Linked DNA regions of Mus musculus: regions 2, 3, 4, 5, 6 and 7 are each linked to region 1. The links are chromatin loops, found by intact Hi-C in ENCODE. Cell type or tissue: left cerebral cortex. All regions are shown on one strand. Each heading gives the region's core, and the rest is flanking DNA. Links, peaks and the distances in the headings are about the cores only.

Region 1 (4,391 bases), core at 154-4,153:
CAAACTGGGATTTGATCCTACACTAGAGGAGTGAATACTCATTCTTAGAAAGATCGCCAGAATTTCGGAAATAGGTTATTTATGGGTTTTTTTTTTTTCCTTTTATTTTTTTGGTGAAAATTCAAGATACAGAAACAGTTAAAGAACAGACAAGAAGACATAGAAAAAAAAGAATGCTGGACGTTCAATGCAGCCAATTCCAGACCATAGCTCAATTTCTTCAATGCTAACAAAGTACATAGCCAAGCAAAGGTAATTTAATACTACTTTTCCTTTCCTTTGATCAACTTTACATGAAGGTCATAATAAGGACGTAAATCGAAAGAAATCTAAGTCTGCCTAAGTCAAAACTGCATTAAGATAAGCAGCATTTGAGTAATTTGGAGCTTGGAATCAAACCCAGTATTTTAAGTGTAGTACTCAGGGAATACAGCTCAGGGCTCAGGAAAGTTCGCCAACACCCTTGCTGAGAACAAATTCAATAAGGGAGAACAGAAACCAGGGACACAGATGAACAGGCTCTGACGTGAAAAAGGTAAAGATGAATGGAATAATGTCTGATCCCTGAAAGCTTTCCTTACACTGCACGAAACTGCAGAGTTTAAGCTAAAATGGGATTTCCTAGGGCAGTGCTCCCAGATTTCAACAATAGTAGGCGAGTGCCTGAGGAAGCCCAGGGTTGGTTCTGGAGACGACACATGCGGCAGGCAAAGGCTCCCAGCCCGGACAGGTCTGCTCGTCCGCCCTCAGTCTCCCAAGACCCTGGGACCCGAGTGATTGGGCAGGCTTCACGGGAAGGGCCACGGCGGGCGGGACCGCGGCGGGATTTTCCTCTCCGCTCATTCATTCTCTGATTCATTGGTTCCTGGAGGCGACTCACACGGACGCGCGCTGGAAAGGCAGGGCGCGGAGGACGGCCGCGGCTGGGTGCGGCCCGGCGCCTGAGGGGCGGCCGGTTGGGTGGGGGTGGGGGGTGCGGCTGTCCAGGCCGGGAGGGGCGCGCGCGTGCGCGCGTGCCGGGGAGCAGGAGAGGCGCGCGGCCGCCTGCGCCGGAAGTGAGCGGTGGCCGCGGCGGGGAGCGCGCGGTCAGGCGCAAGTCGGTCCGCCCTTGGGCCGCGCGGCCCTCAGCCCCGCCCAGTGTGCCGGGGCAGGACGCGCGGGCTCTGTGATCCGCGCCGCGGGGCTCTGCGGCCGCCCCGCCCAGTCCCCGCCGACGCCCGCTCTGTGGGTCGGTCAGTCAGTCGCCGAGCGCGCGCCGCGGGAGCTGCGGGCGCTCTCAGCGTTCGGGAGAGGAGCGTCGCCCCTGGAGAGGCGGCGGCGGCGGCGACTGGAGGCGCGAGCAGCTGCTGCCTAGCGCAGGGCTCCGGGAGGGCCGAGGGGCTGCCACGGTGAGTGCTCCGCCACCTGGCCCTCGAGGTCCGGGAAAGGAGAGGTCTGGGTGCCCGGGAGGCGCTGCCGTCTCCATTTGCCCGGCGCCCGGCGTGGCCCTCCGAGCGAGTGCGGACGGCTGCAGCCCGGGGCGCGGTCCTTGCCGGTCAGGCTCTCAGCGTTGGGCTGAGCCCCGCCAGGCGGCCTGCGGTGGGTAGGGGGTCGGCGGGGCCTGGGTTGCACCCCGCGCCCCTCGGGGCTGCACCGTGCAGACAATGAGACCTGGGGCCGCCTGGGGAGGTGCGGCAGGGCTGATACTCCGCACTAGGGCGCCGGTGGCCGGGGACCGCGGGTGGAAAGGGACTGGCTCCCGGTAGCCGCAGAAACCGATGGCTGGGTGCGGGATTGTTCTAGCTTCCATGCCCTGCCTGCTTTCATAGATGAGTTCACTGCAGAGATTTAGAAAGGCGGGGCGCCTTCTGTGTCTTCTAATTAAGCCGGCAAAGTAATTGCTCTAGTGCTTTTTAGCTCCATCTCATCTTTCCGCGTACATTCCCGCCGGAAATCCAAACTGCAATTCAGTGGAGGACGGCAGAAAGAGGGAAGGCTGCCTAATAGTGTTGGTTAGGTTGCCTTCGTTTTAAGACACCTGAAAGATACCCTTTTCCTATTCAGGGGTTGTCTTAGGCTGGCCCCCCTGTGTGAACTGGAAACTACTTGATCCTTATGTATCAGAGTGAAATAGGAGCTTTGGGAAATGGTATGAGTTGCATGTTTCCTGTGTGTTGCATTTCATACATTTTATGGGAAGAACAGTTTGGGTGGACGCTGCCTGCAGCATTTCTCATGGAGAAGTGGAGAGCCGCCCAAGTAGGTAAAGTCCTCCCTAAAGGAACTGTAAAGGTAGCGGGCTAGGGCTGAGGCATCATTCGATTATTAAACGGTGGTATTGTGTTCGTAAGAATATTGAAGTGAGCACACAGTCACAGAAACCTCCTCAGGTATAGTGGGAGACACTTCTACAACACTTGAGTGGTGGAAACAGTGCGTTAGAACAGAGTAAAGTCACATTCCATGCGCTAGAATAGGCTAGCAACGTGATAGTGGACAAGCAAGCCGATAACTATGCAGTAGTTCCCTGCCGGTAAGCAGCAGTACTCCACCTGTTTTCCTTTCTAGCCTGTTGTCAAGAAGATTGAATAAGAAAATGTATGCAAAATTGGTAGCCCCTTGCTTGTCTCTGAGATGCTCAGTACGTGTTAAATTCCTTTTCCTCCTGCTGAGGGCGGAGTGTCTCCTGAGAGGGAGGGTCAGAAGTGAATGTTGGCAACAGTGAGTTGTTGAGGCATGTGTAGCATAAGACAGCAAAGAAAAGGTTGATTCTACATTGAGAGGTCAGTGGGGGGGGGGGGGGGGGATCTGTAAGCTGCCAGTATAAAGTGGAGCCTTTTAAAAGGTTGAATAATACTTCATTTTTAAAACAACGTTTTATTGTTATGTATTAATTATACATAATACTGGGTCTCATCATGATCTTTTCATACATGTGCATCATATATTTGAATTTCAACAGGACGGGCAAGATTTTAACAGTATAGACTGGGAGAAGAAGACATTTCACATGTTAGGTGGTAATTATCCCTTCGCATGAGCCGGACATGGTGGGTGGATCTTTCCTGTAGTCTGCACTGGGGAGGCTGAGGCAGGAAGATTGACGTGAAGTCCAGGTCAGCCTGGATTACACAATGAGAGCCCATCTGAAAAACCATCAAACCACGTAAAAAATAAAATACAAATCAAACCACATAAAAAATAAAAGTAAAATCCAAATTCTCTAAGTAAAATCCTAGAGAGAATTCTCTAAGTAGAATCCTAGAGAGGTGGCAAAATAAGGACACTTTTTAAAACCCTTTGTTGAGTTTGTTCCAGACACCAGTTACAGATAGCTCAGTTGAAGTAAGTACAAAATGTCTACAAAGGTTTGTAAGTGATTGGTTTTTCACCAGACATTTTGTGGTATGGGATTGCTGCTCACTTGTGTTTGATTTTAGTAAAGAGCAATGTGTAGCTGTTTCTTTGTGATGAATATTAGCTCTATTTAGTATTCCACACAGACTCTTGACTCAGGTCTCTCTCACTGAGATTATTAATTTAGTGTCTGGCTGACAGTAGTGGAGAGGTAAGCATCTTTGGATAATGACTTCACAATTTTTAACACTTTGTTTTCTGGCTAGATCTTTTTAACTGTTATCTTTGAGGATAATTGTGTTATTTTTTTGTTTTTTGTTGAGTTTTGGCTCTCTCCAAATAAATAAGTAAATAAATGTTAGTGGACTAGAAACAAGGATAATAGATTCTGCGATACACATTTGCTTATTGACTTTGGCTTGGAAATCATTGAATGTCAATATTGATATTAATCCCAAACTCTTATTTCTTTAGGAAAAGTGATATTAATGGAGTAAGATATGTAACCTCAGGCTAATTATTTTGAATTCTTAGTTTCATTACCTATTAAATAGGAAGTTTGGAGTTACTGGTTTTCATTTGTTATTTCTTACTGACCTTAAGGATTTTAAGGATCTTAGTGTATTAACAAGAGCCTGTATTTGAGAGGGAGGCTGAGATGGGAGGATACTGAGTTTGAGGGTGGCCTACATAATGAGATTTTGCCTCAAAACAAAACAAAGGGAGTAATTTAATTTTGATGAAGGGCTTTTAAGGTTCTACAGACATTTGACCTAAATGTCATAAAAACGTTTGGAGATACAACTCAGTGGGAGAGCAGTTACCAAACACATAAGGGCCTGGGTTTTATACTTAGCACAAAACCAAAGTCTGACTTGTATGCTTGAAGTCAGGAGCATTACATTGAAATCAGAGCATATGAAAAGCTAAGGCAGAAGGGTTAAGGCTAGCTTAGGTTATATATTGAGGTCCTGACTCACAAAAATGTTTTAAAATTATAATAATAAAAAACTGTTACTAAATACTTTGTACTACTTTGAGTGCTTCCTATGTAT
Region 2 (4,391 bases), core at 171-4,170, 260 kb before region 1:
CCATTAATTGTTTTATTCTGCCAAAATGGATGAGCTAAGATTTGGCTGCTTGCTTTTAGGAGATTAAAAGACAAGCAAAGGAAAGGCTCCTGAGTAAAACACAACCAAAATATTTTAGTTGATTCGAACTTCTTCTTAGCACTTAGAACTGATAGTATTATCCTGGCCAAACGTTAAACAACAAATAATCAAAAATAAGAGTGTTGACCTAAAGCAGCTGTTTAATCAACCACATAAGGAAAGAGGGGAAATGGTCCAATTGTTTCTTGTTGTGAAGACAAAACAAATGTCTGATAAGGTTTTTAACTTTCCAAATTGGTGGGAAGGAAGTCTTGTATATTGTTTGCCATTTTTCCAGCCTTTTGTTGGTCTGGATCCAGAAGAATAGATCTTTTTACTACTTTCTATAAAATTGTCCCAAAATAGATATCCTGTGCCATGGTAAGAACTTTAAAGATAAATAAGCAAGACCCATGACTTGGAAGTCTCCTACACAGACCTTCAGGGGCTCGTGCTTCTGATCCTTACTGCGATGTTCCTTGAATTAGATTCAGGTACAGTCATGGATTTGTCCCATCCCCACCTACCCCAACAGGGAAGTACAATGGTTAGCCCCAAAGTCAACTGCTCTTTGACCCAAAGAGCCAGGTGGGACTCTTGTTTGTTTGCTTGATTTCTGTTTGGAAAACTGGACTCAGCCTGTGGTGAGGGCAATGAGAAAAACAGAAGGAGGTCTCTGATCTTGCCCCACACTTCCCTGCCTGTCACCCATGTGCCCTCCCCAGGACAGCAGGGTCAGTTTATGATGGCTGTTGGTGTGTTTAGATTTCTCAGATTTAGAAAGAACTTCAAAGCATGAACTCTTTTCATGGGGACATGGACTTAAAACTTGGTGTTTCATAACCGTGAGCAAAAGAAAAAAAAATGAATCCATTTAAGGAGACACTTAACATTCTTGGGACTCTGGACATAACATGGTGCTCACGTAATTTGGCTGCTGGCATGGGAGACATTTTTGCTCTAAGCTAGTATTTCTCAATCTGTGGGTAGCGACCCCTTTGGCAAGCCTCTATCTCCAAAAATATTTACATTATGATTCATAACAGTAGCCAAATTATAGTTATGAAGTAGCAATGAAAATAATCTTGTAGTTGGGGGTCACCACAACGTGAAGAACTGTGTTAGAGTCTTGGCATTAGGAATGTTGAGAAACACTACTGTGGCAGAGTCTTTAAATAGGCATCTAACTGAAAATGCTGAAAAGAGAAACCCTTCCTTCCTGTTGCTCCTGGTTTACTTAAATGAGTTGCTATATACAGGACATCTACCAGTTTCTGATTCTCACCATACTTCCCCTTCCAGATGGGCTGCAGCCCCATGTAGCCCACAAGATCCCGCCAGCTGTCACCCTATGGGATGAACAGCTCTTGGTCCATCACTTGCCCAGAGTCCACACATGTCAACCCACCTATGTTTCTCACAATCACATCTGCAGCCACCTCCATTGTAAATATTGTTGGGGTGATAACTAAACGCATATTTTCTAGGCACCTTTTAAGACCTATCAAATCCAGAGAAGCCTAGGAGCCCACCTTTCTAGAGAACAGCCAAGGCAGATCTCTGAAGCCTGAAGATTTTGGCACAGCTTTTGCACACTTCTATCCCACTATCCCACCGTTAACTTGGGCCCTCGGAAAAGAATTTTGCACCCTGTCATCCGAGCCTGTCACACAAATAACTTCACTGTTTTACTTATTAAAATTATTCCTTCTGCCTTTATGGATAGCTGGTCCAAGAGCCATGTGAGGCCTCATTTCAGAGTCTTTTTTATACCTGTCAAGATTTTGGTTCCTTCACAAATATTTATGTTTTATATAAGAACCCACTCCATTCATTTCCGGTTTCCTTTCCTTTCGGGGGCGGAGGTCTCTCTGCTGGTGGGCTCATTTGCTTTGTGTTGTCAGGAATTGAAAACTTGCATCCCCATTTCTCATGGCTTCAACAACCACAAATCAGAAAGCCATTTTCTGGCCAACATGTGGCAGTCTGTTCAAGTTTGTGGTCTAAGCATACTTAACTCTCTCTCCTCTTTTTAGGTGAACTCCGTTTTGTTTTACATTTAAATAACATATTGTTGCTGCTGTGGTCTGGTGACCCCTGAACCACCTTAGGCAGGCTATAATCAAGCTGGGTTTAATTCTTGGCATGAAGTAATTCCCGAATGGCCACTTGAATCAGGAGAAAAGCATGCCTGCTTTCAGACACTTGTACTATATTCTCTGTCTAGTTGAGTCTCTTCATCAATCTAGATACTCGGATGGAAGCCATGGTATTTGGCTTGTTCATCTAGTTTTACAAATGTGAGCCAAGCGGGAAATCAGGATGAGATCCCAACGTTTTTCAGCATCCAGTCTCATAGGCTATGATTTCAAGGGTAACACAGTGTCTCCATGGTTACCTGACAAAATTACTCTGGCTTCCAGAGTCTGCTTCTCTACAACTGAGTGTGAGCGGTTTACTACAGGTAGCTCAGGGAGATGCTTCCCCCTCCACACCCTGCAGGGGGAGACGTTGAGCACCCAACCAACACCTAGCAACGTTCCTGGGCAGTGACTCAACAAAGGTTTGCTCTAGCAGAAGCCAAGGCTCATGTACATGAAATTGTACCACAGGTCATTTTGTTACCCCTAAACACTTTGAGGGAGGGTTCATAAAGGCATCACATCACGTTCAAGAGTATTGTGTGCTTTGGCCATGTTCACGTGACAGCAGCCATACAAACAGGGCAGATTTTAGGACTGGGCTGTTTCCATCTTTGGCTTTTCTCTGCATCTTCCAGCACAAAAGCACTAGTTGCTTAGTAGGGCCCCTTGACATTCCCAGAAGTTTCTTTACACGGTCCTGTCATAAAACAACTTGTATCTCCGTCCAGTTCCATATCCACACTGACCCTTCTTCCACACTGCCCAACACAGAAGCCCCAGAAAGCAACATGCCAGCCGGTTTAAGGGTGGAGGCTTTGGTGCGCTGTCAGAAGACGCAGAATTCACATCCTCTCTCTGCCTTTTAACATCTGTGTGCCATGGGGCAAGTGGCATGGCCTCTCTAAGTCTCAGTTTCCTCTACAGCAAAGCATGAATATTTAAAATACTACCCCACGTTAGATTAAGAGTTTGAGAATTAGCACATAGTTAGCGCTTCCTCCTTCACCAGTGCTCACAAATTAACCTTCTGTGAGATGAACAGCTCTACAGACAGCAAACTTCTTGCTTACACTAAATAGACTGAAATTTGTCTCAAAATGATATCAGTTGTTCTCTTAGCTCTGCCATAAAGCTACCCAGAATAAGTCGAAGCCTTCTTCCACACAGTGGCGCTCACATGATTAAGGAAGCAATCATGAGCCCCCTTTCGAATGTCCGAGGTGAGCTATGACTTTTCCTGATTGACTGTCTCGCTCCTTCTGTTATTTCCCATATGACTTTAAACCTATCATTATTTGAGGCTGAGCCACCTAACTGCTTTCTCATCCCTCTACTTGGGCATACAGGAAAGCTGTAGGCTTTACACAGGAGTACTAGATTAGGGTTACTTGAGATCTTCTGGACAACAAAGAGTCGGGGGGGGGGGTAAAGGGTGTATGAGGCTCTATGTGTCCCACAATAGTGTCCCATGATGTCCTCTTTGCTCCCTTTCACTGGTCTGTTAGTGTAGAAGATTCAGTGGGTGAGCTCTAAGAAGAACCTGGCAGGGGTTAGAAGCTAAATAAGGGAAGACATTCCAATCCATGAGGGGCCACTTAGATCTCTACCTGTCACTTATCAGACCATGAGCTGAGTGAGAAGCCATCGTTTGTTATTCTAAACGAGAAAGACTCTGGACTTATGATGACCTCGTGCATGTGGCTCTGGGGTTTCCCTGTCTGGGCATATGCCAACTTGTCAATGGCACTCTTACAACATAATATCTAGAACTGAACACAAATCTCCAAATGTGTCCTGATGCTAATAGGACAAGACTAAATAGTGTGGCATGAATATGAATTGAGTGGGTCCCCCAAATGTCCATGTGTTAGAAGCTTCTTAGAAGGCACTTCTGGGGGTAGGGCTGCAGTAATTGGGTCACTGGGAGGACACTGACATCAGAAGAGATTACAGAATTCTGGTAGGATTCTGGGTAGTTCCTGTGAGTTGTTACAAAAGAGCAGCCTGACACCTAAGTAACACCCTGGTTTCCTGCAACAGGATCTCTGTGTTCCATGTGCTTCTGCTGTGGTGTGATATAGGGGCTCTCACCACAAGTCAATAGCAAAGCACCCCCCAATTTTGGCATTTGACCCTCCAAAACTGAGAGCTAAATAAACCAATTTTTAAAAAAAAGTATTCCATTTC
Region 3 (4,391 bases), core at 292-4,291, 390 kb before region 1:
TCCCCTACTCACTTCTCCCTTTCCCGTCTCCGTGGAAACCACTCATTTTAAAAAACTGTCTCCATAGTTTTTTCCCCCTCTTTTGGAATGTCACAGCCATCATCATACAGATAAGTGGGTTTCTTTTTACTTTGTATTTATTTAATGCTTTTAATATCCCTCCATTTTTTTGTTTTGATGGCTTTATATCTCATTTCTTTTTTTTTCTTCTTTATATACATGGGCACATTTAAATGCATGTGAGAGTAGATGATTGCCTGTGTGTGAGTACACACAGGTAAGGCTGCATGTGCATATATGTACCTATGTATGTAGAGGCCCAAGATTGATATGGAAAAATTTCCTTCGTCAGTCTTCAACCACCTTCTTTGAGTCAGGGTCTCTCCATCAAACCTAGAGCCGGCAGATAGGAGAGTCTCCCCGACAGCTTGCTTAGGGGATCCCCAGTCTCTGCCTTTGAGGCTGGAGTTGCAGGCAGGCCACCACTCCCACCAGCGTTTACACAAGCTTGGGGAGTCTAAACTCTCGTGCTTGCATGGCGAGTGCTTTAACCACTGGGCCATCCATCCACTCTCTTTTTGGCCCTGTGTCTGGATCTACCATAGTTGTTATTGTCTGTCCTCCCATGAGAGGATATTTTTCTCTCTTGAGTTCTGTCTATTATGAATAAAGCTGCTATAAATATTGGTATGTGGATCTTTGTGGAGACATGAATTTTTGATTCATGAGGCTGTATATAATAAAGACTATGACTGTGTGGCTTACGTAATAAGACAATGTTGAGTTAACTCAATTCCAACAAGACAATAACCGTTTTAAAATGCTGCTGGCAATGACTGTCATTCCCTGTCGTTTCAAATCTTTGCCAGCACTAGGTGTTGAGGGTAATCTGTATTTTGAACATTGAATTCGACGTTGAACGGGCCGAGCATCCATTTTTAGGAGCAGTTCCTCAGTGGCATGATACTGAGCAGCTGCCCTGCCATTTGTGTTTCTCCTGTGTGAAATATTAGCTCAGGGGTTTTACCAAACTTTTATTTGGGTCGTATATTTTCTCATTGTTGAATTTTGAGGGCAGCGGCTGTTGTTATACTTTGGGCAACAGTCCTTTATCAGGTGCATTTTCTGCACATAATTCTGTAGTTTCTCTCCTCACTCTCCTTCCGAGATCTCTTGAACCACATCAAATCCAGACTCTTGTTTGCTCTCGGGCCTTTGCTATTGTAGCTGGACAGCCATCCCCACAATCAAGGTCGGCTCAGTTTTTCTCATACATCATCTTTGCCTGGCTTTATAGTTGTGTGTCTTCATCTCTCTTCTGCTTTGTTCATCTTTTTGTCTGTTGTTTTGCCAAAGCATGCTGTTTTGATTATCGTAAATATGTCTGAAGCACAAGAGCTGTCCGTCTTCCAACTTTGCTTTCTGAAATGTTGGGTTGGTTGTCTGGAGTTATATTTGTACCTAACAAGCTTTGAAATTGCCTCCCTTGGGGTCCTACTCAGGGCTTCCCACACAGAGAGTGACTCTCTGCACATGCCTATCTGTATCTGCCCTTACAAGTTTGATGCATATTCTATTACCTCACGCCTCTAGTGAATCTAAAGACTTATGCAATTCTTTGCACACTCTGCTAAGAATCAAATGACAGCTTCTAAGCTCTTAAAATGTTGCTTCCAAATCAGAAATTTTTTCTTTATGTGTTAAAGAAAAAATAATTATTAAACTAATGAGGAAATAACTGGTAAAATTTCAGTTAATGAAACAATTTAAAATGGAAAAAAACTGTATTAATGAGGGCTAACAGCAGGGGGCACTCTCCTATAGGGACAGGGTAGGTATTGATGGTAGTGATGGCTTTGTGAAAGCAGAGCCCCTTCTGTGCAGAACTATGTACATGAAATGGGATCTGAAAAGGACTCTGTAGCTCACTAGCATGCCAGTGTTGAGGGGAGTGGAACTGCATGACTCATGTGCATAGATACACATGCACGTGTCTATTTAAAATGCAAATAATGACAAGCAGTAAAAGCAAAGATTGAAACATATAGAGGTTTTTTTTTAAATTAATTTCTACAAGAAAGGGGAGACTGGATAGATGGCTCAGCGATTAAGAGCATGCACTGCTCTTCCAGAGAACCTCAGTTTGGTTCGTTGCCTTCAGGCAGCTGTGAGCTGCTAGTCACTACATCACTAGGGAGTCTGGGATTTCTTATGGTCTCTGCAAGCATATGGTGGGCAAACACAAGACGCGTATACACAAAGAAAACACACACACTTTTTAAAAGGGAGAGAAAAAAAAACATGTTTCCCACAAAAATAAATAGATAAATAAGTAAATAAATAAATAAAATCACACTGGCAAGATATGCCTTCAAAATTCCAGAGGCAAGTTATTTTCATTTACATACATTAAGGCAAAGTAAAAAAAGAGTTTCAGCATGGCAAGTTACCAAATATTCACCATCAACATATTTTTTCTTAATAATTTACTAAAGACATTAAAGGCAAGTCTCAAATGTCCTCGGGAGTTAGATGAGAGTCAAAGGCCAGGCTCTGAGAGAGGAGCCAGGAGCTGTAACTGAGGAAGTTATATCCCGGGGGAAACAGATTGCATTGGATTCCATCTCCAGCCCCACCACCCATGAGAAAAACTCCCATTTGATACACTTCTTACTGATAGAGATTGTAGAACACTTCCTATGAAGAAAATTCTAAAACTTTCATCGTTTAGGAACTTTTAGTCTGGAGCAATGGTTCTCAACCTACAACCCTCATACTGTGGTGGGCCCCAACCATAAACGTATTTCATCCCTACTTCATAACTTTGTTACTCTTATGAATTTACTCTTATGAATTATAATGTGAATATCTGTGTTCCCTGATGATCTTAGGCAGCCCCAGTGAGGAATCCCTGGTCTAGACAGTCCTTTCTAAGGGCCTCCACACTCTAGCGGTCTGTGGGTGAATTTAATCGAGCAACAGTATTGGATGACATCCGCAAGGTAGGTGCTCTGTGCAAACAAGTCGCAATTTCCTTCATGAGAACCAAGAAGACTTTCCCAGAGACTGGCTATGATTTGTACCACTCTACATGAATATTTCCTTTAGAGTCAACTGTTCAGTGAAGAAATCCTGAGTAAGGCAGTCCAGTGGAAAGAAGGAGAGGCGGGAGCCAGGCGAACTGAGCAACAGTGTACAAAATGATTAACCTCTGTGGGTTTCTTTCCTTTCACTAACAAAAAAAAAAAAATTATGATTCCCTCTTCCTCTTCCTCTCCCTCTCCCTCTCCCTCTCCCTCTTCCCCCTCCCTCTCCCCCTTCATCTCTCTCTGTCTCTCTGTCTCTGTCTCTGTCTGTCTCTCTGTCTCTCTCTGTCTCTCTCTGTCTCTCTCTCTCTCTCTCTCTCTCTCTCTGTCTCTCTCTCTCTCTCTCTCTCTCCTCTCCTCTCCTCTCCTCTCCCTTTCCCTCTCTCTAAAAAACAGCCAAATAGAATGCTATTTTGAGCAGCAGAAACCCTGCTGAGGTTCTGATGTGAAAACAGTCCCACTCCAGCACTCCAGAGCCCTCACTGGCTTTCTTTCCTGAAGCCTGTCTGCCAGCTTTCTTGTTGTGAACAAGATAGTGAAATTGCTGAAGTCAGTAAGACACTGCAAATCAAGTAGGTCCAGGAGTGAAGCTGTGCGTCCAAACCCAACGACGACATACACCACCAAGAGACCAAGGGCAGCCGCCTCTGCTGTAAGCTGTGGGCTTTAGAAAACGGTAGCTTGTGAGCGTAAACTCCTCAGCTATAGCAAACAGAAAGCTCTAGAGCAGGGTGTGGCAGGCTGTGTGGCCATGGGGACTTGAAGCGTGCAGGGACACTTTATGCATTCAACTCCATTTTCCTATGAACCTAAAACTACCCTGAAAAGAGTTTATTAAAAGAGTTAATTAATTAACAACTATTTGAAAGCATTTGGCACACAGGACAGATGTTAAAATGTAGTATTTTAAAATAAAACAAGTTCAAATCATGGTGTGGGTTTTTTTTTTTTTTCCTGTCATCTTTTTATTGGCAGAAGAGCATTTTTAAAGCCACGGGTCATTGCTGATTTGTAGACTTTACTTAAAGAACTTAGAGACTGCAAGAGCATACACCATAATGTAAAAACCCGATGAAATGTTTTAATGCGTCTTCAAAACACTCTATAATCAAACGGCTGGAATGAGTCTTGAGAGGCCACCAGGTCCTTTCAGAGGCTGAAATGTAGACACACCTGAACTGGCATTCACAGGGGCTTAAGCACTGTCAAGGACAGCAGCTGCTCCAATGTCTTGGTTCTTTCTTCTTACTCAACAAATACATTATCCAGATTAACCTAACTCTGCCTATTTTGATTGGTAAAAAC
Region 4 (4,391 bases), core at 158-4,157, 91 kb before region 1:
AACAGTTGAGTGGCACTGCCTAGGGAGATTGTAGAACCTTTTGGACATGGGGCCCAGCTGGCAAATGTAGCGTCTAGCTATAGGGGTGGGGCTAATAAGTTATGACTCAGCCACAGTTATGACCAAAGTTTTCTCTGTTCCCAGACTGCCGAGACAGTGTAGTCACCACCATGCAGCCCTGCTCCCAGATTTTCTCCGCCATATGAACTGTCTCCCTATGACCCTGAATAAATCCTTTCTGTCTTCAGCTGTTTCTGTCAGAAATTCTGTCAGAGCAATGAGGAAAGGAACTAGTCCCCATCCTGTTTCTAGGTCTCCTGGTGCAACATCCTAACCTGGGATAACTGAGCAGTTTCTTTACCGCCTTGTGCCTTAATCTCCTTGTCTGAAAGAAGTTGGTATTTAATAACACCCACCTTGATGTGTTATTGCAAATATTGATTGATATAAAGCACTGACACTGGGCCTGGCACCTAGAGAACACATGGTTAATGTTGGCCATTCCTCATCAGAACTCCCCATCCCAAATCTCTATGGACAGTTTAATTCTGGGTTTCTTTATCAATGTGTAACTGAAAACCCTTCCAATTAAGAGCTACCTTACAGTCAATCTCTCTAAAAAGATCTTCCTACACATTCAACTCCTTGCTCAAAAGCTTCGATGGCTCCATATCTCCAAAAAGATTCGCAAGTCCCATCCTTGAATTTAGCTTGCAGAGTGCCTTCTGCTCTAGTCTGCTTTCCCAACCTTCTCATCCAGTTAGACCCACGCCCCTTATATCACCGGCCAGATGCGTGTCTCTAACCCACTGCCATACAGGCTCTGTGCCACACACAGGAAGTGCAGGTAATTATCTGCTACGTTACTTTTGCTCTGGCATACTGGAGCATAGTTGTTTATATCTCACTATGGCAAAGGATCCAGAAGCCTGAGGTCCGCCCAGAGGGAAGACTGACCCAGAAAACCCAGCCTGACCACAGCTTCTGAGAAGCTCAGCAGTGGTTGCCAGGTTGAGCTAAGGCTGGGAGCACAGATCTCCCGCAATGTTTAGTCTCAGGCATGCTCAGTAATACACATGTGCATTGAAGCTATTTTAAAATAATAATCCTATTGAGGAGTCTAGGGAGAAGTCTTAAGTGGGAGTTCGCAAAAATAAGACTCTAGAAGATTTAAAAAAGCAGTAGCAATTTTGGCTAAAAACTGTAAGCCCTAACCACCCTGCTTTCCCCATGGGGACACCCTCACTGAGAGAAATTTTTTAAATTTATTTATACAATGCAACAAGCTAATCTCTCTTTCTGGTCAACAAAAGCTTCCAGCCCTGTTCACAGAACTGACTTAAAACTCTGTGTCGGTCAGTTTGCTTCCTCTTTGGTGCCACTGGGATTTGAGGAAGAGGCAACAGGGAGTTCAGAATCCTTGACCTCAAGAGACCTCCATGTGGTGCACTGATAACCCCTGAGGTTGAAAGGGAACCATGAGTGTTTACTCTAGCTATCCATCATGGAAGTAAAGGGCAGGCCCCCTGATAACCTTCAAAGATGAACATCTTCCTTCCGAGAGGGCGTCCTTGCTTCCATAGTAATAGAAAAAGGGATAGGGGATAGCTGGGGAGATCGCTCTGTTGCTAAAGTGCTTGCCTTGAAAACATGAGGACCTGAGTTTGATCCTCAGAAGCCCTGTGTTTGTAAGCCCAAGCAGAGACAGGCAGATTCCCTACTTTGCAAGCTCCAGGTCAGTAAGAGTCCATCCCCCACACAAGAATAAATAAATTAAGTGGACAACTACTGAAAAAAGGCACCACTGACCTCTGGCCCCCCACAAGCTCAAGTGCAAGCACATCTGTATAGTTATACACACAGGGGTGGGGCAGGGATGGGAAGACCCTTACATTCTTTTATTGTGGCAGAAAAAATTAACAGGGGCTTCCTGACATATATAAAGGATTCATAAGCCACTTTAAACAGAAAAATATAACCCTAAAATTCTAGCTTTCAGTCTTGTTGACTCAGTAGAAAAAGCAGGCACAAATCCTCTCTGTTTGGTCAGCCCAGTGTTTTTACCTTTTTAAAAACTGCTATTTAAATGCCCTTATACTGTATCCGTGCTCTGCAGTCTGATACACTTTCCACTCTATCTCTCAGATTTACATTGTGTAGTCATCGTCCCTGCATGGAGGCATTTGTGTCTACAGTTTCCTCTGGAATTTCCCTCTTTGATGGAATCCTGAATGAATTGGAAACTAGGGCATCTCTAGCATACCATCCCACATAACTCTCATTCTCCCTTCTAGTATCTGCAAAGCTCCACCAAGTGCTGCTGTTTAAAGTAACCCCCTACTGTTTCTTCCAATGGTTTGTTTGCTGCCCAATGAGAAGAGACCACCTCCATCACAACCATCATTTCCGATTACCTCAACCCTCAGTTGACCCACAAGACTCCCTAGAGTTAAAGGCAGATGCGTTTGCAATAACTGGTTTCTGTCTTCCTGCTGAAAGCCCAGTCTTGGTCCTGCACCACTGGCCTTCAGCTTTGGAGAGTAGTAAGCCAGAAACTTCATCCTGCCCCCAGATTTCCTGTACTGAAACTTCACAGCTTTCTCTCCAGTACCACCTGCCCAGCCCAGCTTATCAGGCCTTTGTTGCTCTGTGCTCCACCAGGACACGGTAAGTAAAGGACATAGCATTCCAGTTCTTGGCCATGATAGAGGAGAGAGGAGAGAGTCAGCCTTTGACATAAACAGGACTCATCCTGTAAGTAGCTGGAGGGGAATGTTGGCAACACGCAATTAGCCAGCTGGTCATCTCTATTTCAAACCACCCTTGTCACTAATTGCCAAGTTTTAAAGCATTAAATGCTTTAGCATGCCAGGAATGGTTCAAAATCAGGTTTTTTAAAGCTGTTTTCCATGTTGCTCCCTTCTTCCTCAGCTGGTTTCATGTACAAACTAGGGGTCAAGCAAGTTAATACTTCAAATAAAAGGGTGCTGAAACTCTATGTGAAGGCCAGTTGGTAAATCAGTATAAACTTTTCTTGAACTCTTGCTCAAGATGAAGACTTCTTGAGTGTTCATTATTCTTGTGGATATTCTTGGAATGCTCAGAGCCCATCTCACAGTCAAGTCCAGCTCCTTCAGTAGGACAAATAATTGGGGGAGGAGGCTGGGTCATAAAAGATATGCCTGGTTATCAAAACAGACCCACAGTATACATGGAAAGAGTGAGAACATGGTGGGGTTGATGAGGTCCAATTCTTATCTTCTCTGTGCTTTTAAATCCCCAATCTCTATTCTGGGAAATAAGCAGCCATCTCTGGAATGTTAATACGTACTTATCCCAGCTCCCCAGCTCCCTTCTTTCCTGCCTGTCACCTCCCTGTCTTTCTCCGTGGCTAACAATGTTTACTTCAACTCAGCTGAACTCAGTGATGTAGTCTCCATCAAAACAAAATCATGCCAATAAAGAAATAAAGTTATTTCTTTAACTCTCTGATATTCAAATCTAAAAACCTCCATATGCTTGGAATTCTTGAACTAGCATTCCATAGGAAAAGATCACAAGCATAGAATGTAATTTATTATGGTAGAAACATTAATCTCCTATCTGATACCCTTCTCCAGCTCAGCAATGAGTTGTTCATTTGAGACGTCAGGAAAAGTGACTCTCTTGAAGTAATAGCTTATGGCAACTAGTCTAACTTGGGGCATTCATTTACAGAAGAGATTTCCAAGTTTGTTATTACTAATTACCCTTCTCAAGTGTTGTGTGACCCTAATTCTGGAGAGATGTAAACAAACTCATCGCAAATATGGAATGGACAATGGACCAAAGTACAGATATCATCAATTCAACTTGAACCAATAGGTTTTGTTAGGCTTACTTTCAGAAGTTTGGGTAAGGAATTATTTACAGGAGCAGAAATGACTCAAAGATAGCTGCACCATCAAAAGCCCATGCCAGCACAAGTGACAACTCACAAAAGCTGGGAACTGTACGTTTCTGCACAACTTCCAGGCAGCTCAGTCAGCGTCTGACTTTTTCAGGTAGTTTGGCTGGTCTCTGCTTCTTGGCTGATCTCTCTTGGCTATTATAGTCATATACCTGAAAATATCTCTTAGCAGTCTTACTGCTCATATATGCTTAGAGAAGGAGGGACCTAGTTAATCTGATCAGTTTCAGGAACTTTCTGGGGCTTTTGAGTTGTTCTTGTCCCAAACGTCAGAGATCCCTACTGATGAATGTTTCACCTCCCTTAGGACAGGCATCCTATGTCTTAAGTACATTTCTTCCATGATGAGATTTTTTTTCTAGAAGTAAATTGCTACATATCATCAATATATAGGAAATGAAGCATTTCTGATTTGAGAGATGACTCAGCAGACAAAGGCACC
Region 5 (4,391 bases), core at 159-4,158, 160 kb after region 1:
AAGGGTTAAGAATTTTTGTTTTGTCTTCAGGGTACATTCGCAGGAATGGAGAAGTGAGGCATTTCACTTTGCAGAAAAAGGACCCCTTAATAAAAAGGGGGTCCCTCGGAATTTGGGCAGGGGGTAACCTATCCCTCTGTCACACAAGCCTGCCATCGAGCAAGATCCCGTTAGACAGAAAACGCCACTCGCCACCTCCCCCGCCATCCGGAACACTGACAGGAGAGGACTGCGGGGGCGACGGGGCAGAGGCGAGGGGGCGGGACGCCACGCACCGCACGGCACCGCACCGGTCACTCGCACGGGGCTGCTGGGGCCTGGTGGCGACCCTCGCTCCCTGCAGCCGCCGCCCTCGCCCTGTCCCTACCCCGGCGCGGCTCCCTGGACCGAGCACCGCGCGGCCTCCCCCGCTCGCCATCGCCCCGCGCGCCCCTCACAGCCCGCGTCCTGCCGCGCCGAGCCGCGCGAGGGGCCGCGTCGCATCGCACCTGGATGTAGTTATTCTCGCAGTAGTCGGCCACCCGCTCCAGATTCGTGTAGCTGTCGAAGAGAGCCCGGCGGCCCCCCGGGATTTCCTCTTCCAGCAGCATCTGCAGCTCCGCCATCTTCACATCCTTCTCTTCCTCCTCCTCCTCCTCCTACTCCTCCTCATACAGCCCGCAGAGGCAGCGGCCGCGACGCCCGGGAGAGGAGGAGCAGCGGCGGACGCGGCGGGAATCGGGAGGAGCGAGCGGCTACCCCCCCACACACACCCTACGGCGCGCGACGAGGGAGGGGGCGGAGGGGAATGGAGGCGGGGCGCGAGCCGACGGGCCGCGAGGACGGTCACCGCGGCGACGGGCGCGCGCACGCGCGCTCCCCTCCACCCGCCCCCAGCGCCCGAAAAAGATTCCCACCCGCGCCGCCCCTCCCCCACTTCCGGCGTCTCCTAGCGACGGGAGGGCGGGGGCCGGGATGCGCGCGGGAGCGGGGCTCTGGGTTAACCCTTCGGCCCCGCGCGGCCTTCCTGGGTCTGGGAGTCCTCAGCAGCCTTTGTTAGCCGGGCGGGAATGCACCTCTGCTCCCTGCTGCTTCACGCCGCCGCCCCCCATCTTCACCTCTGCACTTCACCCGGGGCCGGAACCCTGCGGAGGTCATCTGCCTGAGGAAGCTCGCCTAGGGAGAGGACACAGTGTCTTCACAAGCTCTGTGAAAGATAACACCTCATCCGAACAGGCAGAGCCACTGAACTTCCAGGCAGCTCTAAATACCACCTTGAACCTCATCGGCTTCTTTACAAATTGCAGTTACCTAGTCCCAAACCTATTCGTTCGTTCATTCATTCATTCATTCATTCACTCCCTTCCGTCCCCTGTCCTGTCCTCTCTTTCTTCTTGGCATGGTCTCCTGTATAGACCGGGCTGACTGGAATTACAGCCACATGCTGTGGTTGCCCAGCCTGGGCCTCCTCCTCACTTCACTTTTTTTAAAATTTCGATGGTGGTTTTGCTGGTACTATTTTATTTATTCACATGGTTGTAGCATGAATAAGATTAAACGAACAATGACAAACGTGCGTTTTTTTCAGATTAAGTACTACAAATTCAAGGACGTTCATCCTGGTCTTGTTATCCAGATATCTAATCTTTTTTCATAAATATGATTGGCCCACACCGTGAAACTTGAAAAAAATAAATAAAACTGACACCTTCTGTGATATCAAGACCACAATCTTTGTTAGTTCTGTGGAAACCCAAAGGGCACCCACCATCTTAGAGGGGTTTAGAGTTTAGGATTTGTGGTTTCAACTTTTATTGCTCTTGCTGTCACTTGGCCTCCTGTGATCAAATTTCAGATGATGAGGGAACGATTATACATTCCTAGAAAAAAATCAAATGCACTCGCTCACATATTTGTGGAGTAAACCCTGTGTTGTTACGTTGGCTTTATGATAAATACATTACCAATATGCGTGAGCTTTTGCCGCAGAGCCTAAAACAGTATTTTTAAATGATGATGTGGTCCACCTGGATCTATTGTTCAGCACTTTAAACACCTGTCTTAGTGTGAATGTTCTAAGTGTGAGAAGCTTGTTAAAAACAAAAGGGAGAGCTGGGGTTTGTAGCTGAGTTTAACTATGTGTGGAAAAAGAAGAGAAGCCTAAAGTGTGTGGAGGGGGATAGTTATGTATAGACACATGCACTTGTTTCAGGAAATGAGGTACAAACAGGTGAAGAAAACAAACATCAGATCAGACTCTTATACAAACCAGTAAATCAAAAAACTGTGTTGATGGGTCTGGAGAGATGGTTCAGCCGTGAGAGCACACACTGTTCTTCCAGCGGATCAGAGTTTGGCTCCCAACATCCGTGTCATGCTGTTCACAATCACTGCAGGAGATACAACACCCTGACTTGTCATTCACTGGTACCTGCACTCATGTGCCATACACTCAGATAGAAACACACACATAAACAAGAAAATGTTTTTAAAAGTTTGTTAATGTAAAAATTGTAGTTTTCATCTTAAAGGAAATAGGGGAGGGTTTATTCTGGAGCCATTTGAGTGACTTTGGCCAGGAAACACAGACTTTAGGCTACCTCAAATTCCATGTTCCAGCGTGGAAAGAGTTTCATCATGTTTTTGTAGTTTTACAGAATAAAAGTTGTAAATGGAAGCAATTTTAAAATACACTGGTGGGTACATCAGAGAAGCAGATACATCAAAATCAGAGGGGCCTTTCAACAAGCTCATCTTTTAGATTGGTTGAAGCTAGTTGCCTGCTGAGTTAATAAATGTTAAAAGGTCTCTTTTTATCTGTTGTCACAAGATGTTAGTTCCAACATGGCAGGGGAGAGTTGTTTGCAAGGAATGTCTCTCCGGAAAGCCAGGACTTAGCCCATGATAAGAGAATTAGCCTCCGGACCTGCACTATCCCAGCGTTTCCACAGTGCAGGAATTCTAATCAGCCAGCCAGCCCGTCTCTACAAATATAGATTTCTTCCACTTTTCTTTCACCACCAGATGCAGCTTCTATTCAAGGTTCCCTTCAAATCTACTAGATACCTTGAAAGCAGACAGGATCCTTCCCTGCTATACTTTTTCCTGACTAGCATTCTTTCAAATGCTGCCTAGCAAAACAAATTTCCTGAGAGAGGATTCACCAAATCGCCAAGGGAAAACTGGAATGCTCTCTCTAATTTGGGACAGCTTCTTTGGCTCTTTAAGGAATCAGAACTAGGATTGTAGCTCAGTGGTAGAGAACTTGGCTATTTTCATGCTGTCTTTAAAACTCGGAAGTCTGAGGGCCCAAGGATGTAGGCATACATTTTTGTTGCCACTAAGAAGGATTTTCTAAAAAGAAAGAAAACAAGCACAAAAAACTATGAATTAAGGTCCAGGACCATATTGTGTACCTCTTGAAAACTATCACTAATTGCCCATACTTCTTTAAGCTGATGAGCATAATTGAAATCTATTGAGTTTTAAAGTTTTTCAGATAAACTGTTATGGTAAGACAAATCCATTTAAGCCATCAAAAAGTAACAAGATAAAAGTACTTATTTAATGTGAACTCCATTTGAATAAAAGCAAGCCTCTGGGGCAAGAAAACTTTAAATAAAATAATGTTAGCTGGACAGTGATGGTGTATACCTTCAATCCCAGTGTTCTGGAGGCAAAGGCAGATGGATCTCTGTGAGTTGGAGGCCAGCCTGGTCTACAGAGATAGTTCCATGACAGCCAGGGCTACACTGTGAAACCTGTTTTGAAAACAAGCAAACAAACAAAATTCCCGAGAACAATCTATCTCTGGATGTGTAACATTCAGGTCCCTCCACGTCACTGACATTCTTATCCAATCTTGCAGGAGTTTCAATGAAAGGTACAGTCCTTTTCAGAAAACCTTGTTCATAATATCATTTCCACCTTCACAGAAATATCTTACAAAAAAGGATAAGTAATAGTAATATTAAAAATAATCAAGTACTCTATGTCAGATTTCAGTTAGTATTTCACAAGAGTCAATTCCCATTAATATTGCCAAGGTGGCTTTATAGTTTCCATTTATAGACAGAAAAACCAAGGGAACACAAAAATATATTTAGAGATTGTGGACTTAGGACTTACATATTGGTTTGACCTTTTAAAAATGTTTTTCTTTTCCGTTATGCCATGTTGTCAAACTTCCAATATTTTAGCTCTATAAATGCCATCCTTCGAGTGTAGACACTAGTAATGCCTACTGATCACACATTATGTAACCTCTTATAAGAGGAGGGAAGGCTAGACCCATTCAACAAAAGAGCCTTTGCGTGTTTACAGAGTGTGGTGGTTTGACTAGGAGTGACCCTCATAGGTTCAAATATTTGAACACTTGCTTGTAGGGTGTGGCACTACTTGACTGGGATTAG
Region 6 (4,391 bases), core at 98-4,097, 280 kb before region 1:
GTTTGGGGACATGAGTGTGTGTGTGTGTGTGTGTGTGTGTCTGTGTGTGCGCACGCACGCACGTTTGTGTGTTAAGTGCAATAACATGGAGACTTTATGTTTTAATAAAGCTGTTTTGTTGCCATGGTTGCAAATTTGCATTAACATGTTCACAAGGAAACCAATGTGTGGTATGAATATTGCTCCCACTTTCACATCTGCCCACGTGCTCCAGACAGGGATTGGATAAACTGGCTTCCAGCCCTGATCTCCTCCACCACCCCCATAGAGTGAGCATTTTTCACAGAAAATCTAGAGTTCTCTAGGATATAAAGTTAGGATTGGCTCCTGTTCCAGACACAAGGTCAAACAAGATTTCTGACGGGCTTGCTTCATGAGGTTCAATCACCCTTCACCCCTTTGGCATGATGCATATGCATGAGATCACTAGGAGACTGTTTATTTAGTATCTAAGCTCTTTACAATGTATTTCAAGATAAATATAATCACTGAAGAAGTTACACAGCTTGAAAATTCTGGCACTAATCTTACAGCAGTTCTTACAAAACAAGTTTGCAAATGATCCTTTCTAGGGGTGGGTGGAAGATTCAAGACAGGGTTTCTCTGTGTAGCCCTGGCTGTCCTGGAGCTTTTGTAGACCACGCTGGCCTTGAACTCAATGCGATCCCCCTGCTTCTGCCTCCCTGATGCTGGGATGAAAGGCTTGTGCAGTGATCTCTTGATGCTTCTGTTTCAGGTAACATATTCTCTATTCTTTATTCCTCTTTCTTGCCTCTTTTTTTTCTTGTAAAGTTCATAACCATCATCCAAACTTGTCTCTCTGAAATTTGAGACCCAAATCTGATCATAGGCATATTTTCTAGTAAGCAGACAGGCAGCAGGCAAACAGAGCAGACTACTGAGCCTCCCGAGCCCCTGCTCAGAGACAATTCCTTAAAGCCGCAATCCTCAAGCCAGGATGGAACTATTAGCTATGATTACACTCAAGCCATGACCATCCCTAACTGGTCTCCGATCCTGTATATCCTTCCCACTTCTCATTGCTGCAAACCCGAGTGATCCTTTAAAAAGCAATTCTGTCCTCCATGAACTTGGGTTGGAAATCTTGCAGCGTGTCCTGTTGTCGACAAGATGGTGTCCAAACTCCTTTTAGAAAGCACCTGAGGTTCTTCAGGTTCTGAATCCCACCTCCTGCTCTGACCTGATATCTCAGTGTCCACCCCGCTCCTCACCTTTGGATCCCTCTCTCTGTGAACTACAATTTCAACTGAGTAGTTTCACGATGTCAGATGACCACAGAACTCTTAAGTCAGTGACCTATATGTTTAAAACTATTTGAATGCTTACTACTGTGTGGCTCTGGTTGAAGAAGAAACAATTCTTGAGTCCTTAGGTTTCCATTTCCTGAGATCTCAAAGTAGTCTCTAATCCATCCTTGCCCGCTGGCTCCCACAGTGGCTGTGAGCCACCCACCACCCACACTCTGCTCTCTGAACAAGATGCTTTTTATGATCTAGAGCAGCACATTCAGGTTGCCAGAGCCACAAGCAGGAGAGTGCAAGGTATGGTCCTGAGTCATAGTCTCCCGTTCCCCTTGGAGCATCTGAGCTGTTCTAGCTCAATATCTTAAAATAAAATAAAATAAAATAAAATAAAACTAAGAACACAATCATGCAGGTGATGAGGTCCACACTGAAATCCCCCTCCCCCCCCCCCCCCCCCCCCCCCCCGTATCTCATAGACCTCAAGTAAGTCATTTGCCATGGTTTTCACAGTCTCATCAAAAACTAGTGAGCTGCTGAGTTTTCTAAGGCGAGTATGTTTCTCCAGCTGGGACACGCCCACAAGACAATTGCTTGGGTGGTGTTTGGCAGTGAAGGCGCCTAAGCCCACACCACATCATACTTTAACAGCAGTCAAGTAAGAAAATTTAGAGAAGCAGAGAGAGCTAGGGTTAGTATTTTAATGGCTTCTAAAGTCAGTATTACATTTACTAAGGCTCAGAATTTATCAAAGAAGATGATCCCCAAAGCACGGGCTCAACTATGCCCTGAGCACACAGGTCAGGTTGCTGTCTGTTTTCAGATGTGTTACAAAGAAACAAAACATATGCCAAGGATTTCTAATGGTTAGAGTTTAGAATTTTAATGCAAAATTTAGGGTTTTATTCTTTTAAATAATGATGAGGGGTTCCAGGTAAACTATAAACTACACCTCACTCGTTCATTGGCATTTCCTTTCTGCTTTCTTGGGTTGGAGGACAATGTTGTGGATTTGATTTAATGCTTGCCTTATGGGTTCCCAAATTACATGAGAATCCCGAGTGTTAGCTGCTAAGGGTCCTTGCCCCAACTGATTCTAATTTGTAAATAAAGTTGCTGGGCAGGGAGATAGAGATGAGACTAGATTTTCTGGACAAGGAAACTAGGAAAAGGATTTGGAATCATCATGCCAGGGTTTGAGAGCCATGGAAGAAGGGTGCCAGCCATGTAAGAGCTTCGGAAGACAGAGTGGATCTGGGTAGCAAAGATTGAATAATTTTAGTAAGCAATAATTCAGGAGTATCAGAGTGTAGGCCTTGGCTACTAGATGAAATTTGAGAGTGGCTCTGCCATTATATTGTTTAAGGCATGTTAAAATAGAAGACTCTGTCTGTCTGTCTGTCTGTCTTTCATTCAATAATCCAGAACATTTTGGCAGGTGGTGGGTTGGTGAGGAATGTTGCAGGGAGATTTGAATAGGGTTAAGTGAATAATGTAACAGGACAAAGCTAAAATCTCTAAGATTCCAAAGAGAAGGCCCAACCGATACCTTTTTTGGCCACCTACATGCTACTTAAACTATTTCTTTAGGACTAAATGTCTCACCCCCCTCCCTGCACACCACTTCAATTTCAGCCATGATGGGCAGTTTTATGGTAACTCAAACCCCTCTTCAGTATCTCACCTGAAGCATCTGCCAAGTGGATTGCTTCATTATTTCTAAATAAAAGCTTTATTGGGTAAACTACACATTCACAGATCTTACTGTTTAAAAGTACTTAACGGAGTGCTTTTACTGTACTTTCAGTATTGAACACTGGTCATTACTGCTTATTCAGAGAGCTGCTGTTTGTTTGTTTGTTGGTTGGTTGGTTGGATGGTTAGTTGGTTGGTATCCTTTGTCAGTTTCCCTTCTTTCAGATACCCACCTTGGGCAACCACTGGTCTTTCTGTCTCTGTGGATTCAGCTATTCACATTTTGTAGAAACAAAATCATATAATATTTGGTCTTTTGTGACTGGATCTCTTTTATTAAGTGTGTTTCCAAGGTTCACCTATGTTGTAACATCTACCAGAGCTCTGTTGTTTTTTATGAATAAGCAATATGGTTTTGTACGGCTATGCCACAGTTTAGAAATCCATGTATCCATCCATAAACATTTGTTTCTATTATGGATGGTGCCGTTATGAGCTTCCCTTGTATGTGAGTTGTTTTTAATGCTGTAACCATGGGCTTTTCTACTGTGCTCCAGTTACCAAAATAACGACTCCAAGACCTAATTATATTTGAATAAATGCCTAGGCCATAAGCTTGGACTTGTTCCCTGACTAGCTCGTAACTTAATAAATCCATTTATCATATTCTATGAGTGCCACATGGCTGGTTTCCTCTTCTCGGTTTCAAGCATCTGTCTCCTCAGAGTTCAAGGCTAATCCCTTCCTATGCCTGATTGTATCCCAGAGTTCCTCTCTCCCTACCAGAACTCCCACCTCCCATTTCCTGCCTCAGCTCATTGACCAATCAGCTTTTTATTAACAAGTGATGCTTCTGGACAGTACACAAGAGATCATCTTGCTTTCAAGAACCTATTTGTTTTTGAATATGCTTTATGGCTTTATGTATTTGAAGTCAATATATATCAGTTTATTCTGCTTAGAGTTTTTTTGTGGTTTTTTTTTTGTTTGTTTTGTTTTGTTTTGTTTTTTTAAGCTTCTTGGATATGCAGGCTTACATTTCCCATCGACTTTGGAGAGTCTTTAGTCCCTCTTTTTTTCAAATAGTCTATCAGTTCTTTTTCTTTTCCCCTTTCTCAAACTCTTCTGGAATGCCTGATGCTATCAACACAATGAGAAGCAGATATGACAATGGGGGAGGGGTTGGGTGGAAAGGTGAAGAGGATTAGTGGAATGAGTGAGGGACAAGAAAAGGTTATTATAGGGGGTAAATATGACTAAATACACAATATACATGCATGAAATTTTCATAACGAAACCCATTACTACATATAATTGATATGTGCTAATAGAAATTCACTCAACAGCAACTTCTCAAATCCTGATTTCTATCTACTTGGTTCTTCTCTTACAATTTCTAATTGTATCAATTTTCTATTATTTGGACATTATTCT
Region 7 (4,391 bases), core at 311-4,310, 300 kb before region 1:
AGTGCAGATACCCACAGAGGCTTTAAACAGGCTTCAGTTTCCCCACAGCTGATGCTAAGGTGGTTGTGAATTGCCCGATGCCTGTGCTGAGCAAAAGAACCACTCTTCCTGGCTAAGCCATCCCTCTAGCCCTGCCCCCTCAGCAGCTCTTACTGAGGAGAGTATCCTCCCGCACAAGGACATATCCTTTCGCCTTCTTACTCCTGAACCTCAGCCTCCGGGAAACTCATATTACCATGGTACAGCTGTGAAGATCTATCCTCCTCCTCTTTCCTTGGTCACTCTAGAGTGCACGTGACCACTCGGCAAACAAATGTCCAAGCCAGCATGTGGCATATAAACTCCAGCTCCTATTTCTGCCCCAGCTTTGCAAAGCCAGGTGCTTCCTGCTGATGGCCAGAAGCACTGCTCTCACGAACCTCTAAAAACGCTGACCGGGCACTCACAAGGGATGTGTGAGGCACTATTCATCAGCAAGACTCTGTGAACATTTTTCCAGGACCATGTTGACGCTAACTGCAAAGCCACATGACCCTCGACAGCTCAGCCGCTGTGCCGAGCAATCCTGGAACAGCACGGACCCTGAGTCCCAGGCCTTTCTTCACGTACCATTTGTAGATTCTGCTCCAGCCCTAACACCCAACTTTCCTGAATTTATCTTTCCAACTTGCCCTAAGCTGCAGCCCAACCGATTTCTTGGAATATCTTTCCCGTCCCTCATTCTCAGTTTTAAAAACAATTCTCAAAGACTATGACCTAATTAATTTTTCCAGTCCTCCCCTCCAATCTGGGAAATAGATTTTCTCTGTGAATGGACAGCGTCCCCTCCTCCACTTCCTGGGTTTATGGGCTTATGCTCCAACAGAGGCCTCTCTGCAGGCACTGTTCTGGTCACCACTTACAGGGCTGGAGGAAAGACAGCTCATGAAGAATGCTATCTTTCTCCTACCCAGGGATAATAGGAGGAAAGACAGCTCATGAAGAATGCTAGCTTTCACCTGCTCAGGGATAATAGCAGGGCCCAGCAGCTCACCCCTATTACTGTGCTGGTTACCCATTATATTCTACATCCCCAAACAGTCCCTAGCTCAGGTTGATAATTAGATGCTGTCAGTAACCTTTAGCCCCCACTCTCCAAAGACAGACGGTGTCCGCTGCACTGATGCTTTACCTCTGTGGCCCTTCCAGGTGCCTCTTACTGGATATTGGGAACACAGATATGATCCCAAACATGTGGCCTTTTTTGAAGATTTGGTTATAGGCCTTAACCTTTAATAGATGAGCTATACCTTCAGCCCTGTGTGGCCTTTCTGAATGAACCTCTCTTTCACTCATTTTTATGTACAAAATAATAGGCTGCCTTACGATATTTTCATGGGTAAGCCGTTGTATTTTGCTCAGTCTCCCCTTCCACCGCCTTCCCTTACCTCCAGCCCTGACACTTTCCTTTCTGCACTCACAAATAAGTTCTCCCTGCTTTTGTGTGTCATATATACATGCATATATATGAATGTATATTATATATTAGCCATATGAGAGAAACCATAAGGCATTTGTCTTCTGAGTGGCTCACTTCCCCTTGCATGATGTACAATCGATACATCTTCCTGAAAATGAAACAAACATTCTTCACTATGATTGAATAAAACTTCATTGTATATAAATGATGCATATCATATATATCATATATCACATATCATATATATCACCATGTTTATCATTAATGAACATCTTAGCTGGCTTCTTGATCATTGAGAATAGGGTATAGATAAACATGGACGTGCAAGGATCCCGGTGGTATGCTGACTTAGACTCAATTGTGTAGCCTGGAGTGGTGTAGCTAAAGCATATGGTAATTGTATCCTTAGGTGTGGCTTTCTGGGAACCTCCACACTGATTTTCACAGGCACTGCACCGTTCTCCAGTCTCATCAGGCATAAAGAAGGACTCCCTTCTGCCACCCTTTCTTCGTGTCGGCATTTGTTGTTTCCTTGGTGACAGGAGAGAGATGGACCTCAGTGTCACTTTATTTTGCATTTCCCTGGTGGCTAAGAATACAGAGCATTTTCTCAATTATTCTCTGCCCATTTATATTTCTATGAATCCCTCTTGAACTGCAGACATGGAGCATACAGGGTGGATGGTCTTCTCCATCCCTTACGACTCTCATTTCACTTAAAACCCATTTCATCTCCCCTCAAAGGCTCCCTGAATTTCCCTCTGTTTGGTGCCTTTCCTTCCTCTGCAGATGCTAAAAATATCATCGGAACAATAGAAAGCAGCGGTCCCTCCAGCCTCTACCCCACTTTCCAGTGAGCCGTGGGAAACTGCAAGCTTCCCTGGGCTTTTCAATGATGCCTGGGTCATGTAATGTCAGGGGAAGAATTTCTTGGCTATTACAAACACATTAACAACTGGGATCCAAGATCTGCGTCTCCTCGTGCAATGACATCACTGTGCAATGCACACCCCCTCCCATTTCATTCCAAAGATATGACTATTGATACTCACAAAAATGGTTGCATCTACAAAGCAGTAAGAAACAGCTTTAGTTGGCCCAACTGGGAGAGATAAAGAGAGAGAGAGAGAGAGAGAGAGAGAGAGAGAGAGAGAGAGAGCGCTAATTGATAAAAATTGACAATAGGTTCTCACAATCTATTCTTACATTTGCAATGAAGCACACTGACCAATAGATGGCAGTCATTGACTGCTCCACAAATGTCTAGTTCCCACCCACATTGAATCAGCCACATCTAAATTTGCTGTGTCAGGGTGGGATTTTCAGGACCATCCATCTTTGCTACAACCACCAGACTGGTACTGCAGTTTCTGTTTCTCAACAGCCATATAGTCGCAGAAGAGACCTTGTAGTTTACCATATTAAGAAGCCCCTTCTGTCGTTGATGAGAGTGTGCCCAAGTCCTCAGACAAAGCTGCAGTTCATCCCACTCCATCTCCAGTGACAGTACCTGCTTTAAGTGTTCCTCAAAAGACCCTGCCTCCCCTTCTTTGTGTATGTCCTTGTCCTTGAGCTTCTCCATGTTGTCCACTGTCTCCCTCAGCTTTGGCTCAGATTTAGCCATAAGCACCAAACCATGATCTATCTATACAGTTAAGTTTGCCCTGGTGGTAATAGTTTTTCAAGCCTGACCTTTACCTCAGCACAAGATGCTTGATAGAACCAGATAGAAGTGTGCAATCTGTAGGTGAGGGAGAAGGCAACACGGGTTCAGTGTGTTCCAGCCTTGTGATGCTAGGCCAAAGGTAAAATCCAGGGATTTTTCAACCCATCTGACCATGTCTATCCATGACTCCTTCTTTATTTTGAGTCTGCTGTTTTGGTTTAGGTTTGGTGCCTGTTTTCTGCTAGAGTTCAAACCCAGGGACTCACAAATGCTAGGTAAGCACTCTGCCACTGAACCACACACGTGCCCTTTGGCTCTAGTCTTCAGAGTTACAGCTATGACACATTATTAACTGGTGCAGTGTCAAGAGCTTGCATCATGCTACTGTCAACACTACCAACTCTGCTCCACATACAGAATGTCTACAGAGCCCGGACGTCATTGCAGGGGCACCATGACAAGCTTGGTGTGGCCCTAACACACTTGTGAAGTAAATTGTTGGTATTAACCCCCAATTTATATGTGAGGAAATGAAGGCACAGAGAAGCTAAATGATTTTGACAAAAGTCACATCGAGTCCTAGGATTTGTGTTCCAGTCACCTGTCCTGAGGTATTACACCCTTAGCAACTATGCTTTCACCTATCGAACCAGCAGTGTGACATAGAAAGAACTAACTTTACCTTCTCTGCCTGTCCAAATGGTGACAGGCTGGCTTGAAGGTGAGCCTGGGCTTTAGCTCCTGCCTGAAATCTCCTGTGGATCTTCACAAGTCCGGACTGGCCAAAAGAATCCAGTGCACACGTGATCAGGTTACCCACAAGCACACAAGGAAGGTTCCAAGAGAATTAGCCCAGATTTCACTACTGAGAGAAGGCTGGGATACGATGCTGGCTTAGCCTCCCATCTATGTTTCACAGGTTGACAATGGGAGCAGTTTCATCATAATAACCCCAGCATCTTCAAAGGGAATCTGCTAGACAGTATGGGAGCAGCTTCACTAACTGAGAGGACCATGGATGGCTCCAAACACAGCAGCGTACTCCAGAGCCTCAGTGTTATATCAAAGCATGCCTGTAAACACTAGATAAAACATAAAATGTAGAGTGCACTTGGCAGCTACTCAGGAGTTAAAAATAAAATTACCACCCGGCCCAGTAACTCCAGTCCATAGTATGCACTCATTCCTCAAGTAGATTAAAACAGAAAGTTTACTTATATGTTAATATTTCTAGCATCCTATGCACAATAGTCCCAAACAGGAAAC

The links. A loop is a pair of places that touch in the nucleus more often than their neighbours do. Peaks named below come from ENCODE experiments on the same cell type or tissue, not always from the same donor. Only the 100,000 strongest peaks of a DNase experiment are listed, where the experiment ranks them.
Region 2: it touches region 1 in a loop (2.9-fold over the local background); 5 of 42 quality-filtered maps call a loop at or near these places.
Region 3: it touches region 1 in a loop (2.7-fold over the local background); 6 of 42 quality-filtered maps call a loop at or near these places.
Region 4: it touches region 1 in a loop (2.2-fold over the local background); 9 of 42 quality-filtered maps call a loop at or near these places.
Region 5: a loop joins it to region 1, with 17 times the contacts of the local background. A loop is called at or near these places in 6 of 42 quality-filtered maps.
Region 6: it touches region 1 in a loop (5-fold over the local background); 8 of 42 quality-filtered maps call a loop at or near these places.
Region 7: it touches region 1 in a loop (4-fold over the local background); 20 of 42 quality-filtered maps call a loop at or near these places.

What each region holds. Positions count from the first base shown.
Region 1 is chr1:60,563,562-60,567,952 of GRCm38, reverse strand. Raph1 (Ras association (RalGDS/AF-6) and pleckstrin homology domains 1) reads left to right here and starts at 1,188. Exons shown (of 14, transcript NM_001045513.3): 1 at 1,188-1,388. In left cerebral cortex, for the core only: CTCF peaks have their summits at 1,058 and 2,527; DNase peaks (open chromatin) are centred at 1,124, 1,780, 2,251, 2,514 and 2 more places; H3K4me3 peaks cover 3,497 bases; H3K27ac peaks cover 2,203 bases.
Region 2 is chr1:60,821,311-60,825,701 of GRCm38, reverse strand. No RefSeq gene overlaps it. Among named protein-coding and RNA genes, the nearest start is that of Gm38137, 40 kb to the left of the region's middle. In left cerebral cortex, for the core only: a CTCF peak has its summit at 2,567; DNase peaks (open chromatin) are centred at 1,084, 1,299 and 2,474; H3K27ac peaks cover 694 bases.
Region 3 is chr1:60,952,485-60,956,875 of GRCm38, reverse strand. No RefSeq gene overlaps it. Among named protein-coding and RNA genes, the nearest start is that of Icos, 23 kb to the left of the region's middle. In left cerebral cortex, for the core only: a CTCF peak has its summit at 1,801 (motif pointing right); DNase peaks (open chromatin) are centred at 1,854 and 3,632.
Region 4 is chr1:60,654,261-60,658,651 of GRCm38, reverse strand. No RefSeq gene overlaps it. Among named protein-coding and RNA genes, the nearest start is that of Gm38388, 57 kb to the right of the region's middle. In left cerebral cortex, for the core only: no CTCF peak of the experiment used is centred there; DNase peaks (open chromatin) are centred at 2,233 and 2,523.
Region 5 is chr1:60,406,017-60,410,407 of GRCm38, reverse strand. It overlaps Abi2 (abl-interactor 2), which reads right to left and starts at 789. Exons shown (of 12, transcript NM_001198570.1): 1 at 489-789. The coding sequence starts at 605. In left cerebral cortex, for the core only: no CTCF peak of the experiment used is centred there; DNase peaks (open chromatin) are centred at 245, 807, 2,263 and 2,978; H3K4me3 peaks cover 1,497 bases; H3K27ac peaks cover 2,618 bases.
Region 6 is chr1:60,842,982-60,847,372 of GRCm38, reverse strand. No RefSeq gene overlaps it. Among named protein-coding and RNA genes, the nearest start is that of Gm38137, 19 kb to the left of the region's middle. In left cerebral cortex, for the core only: no CTCF peak of the experiment used is centred there; DNase peaks (open chromatin) are centred at 252, 1,502 and 1,838; H3K27ac peaks cover 2,540 bases.
Region 7 is chr1:60,859,136-60,863,526 of GRCm38, reverse strand. It overlaps a transcript of Gm38137 not described here. Among named protein-coding and RNA genes, the nearest start is that of Gm38137, 2.5 kb to the left of the region's middle. In left cerebral cortex, for the core only: a CTCF peak has its summit at 2,705 (motif pointing right); DNase peaks (open chromatin) are centred at 327, 1,956, 2,351 and 2,796; H3K4me3 peaks cover 885 bases; H3K27ac peaks cover 1,936 bases.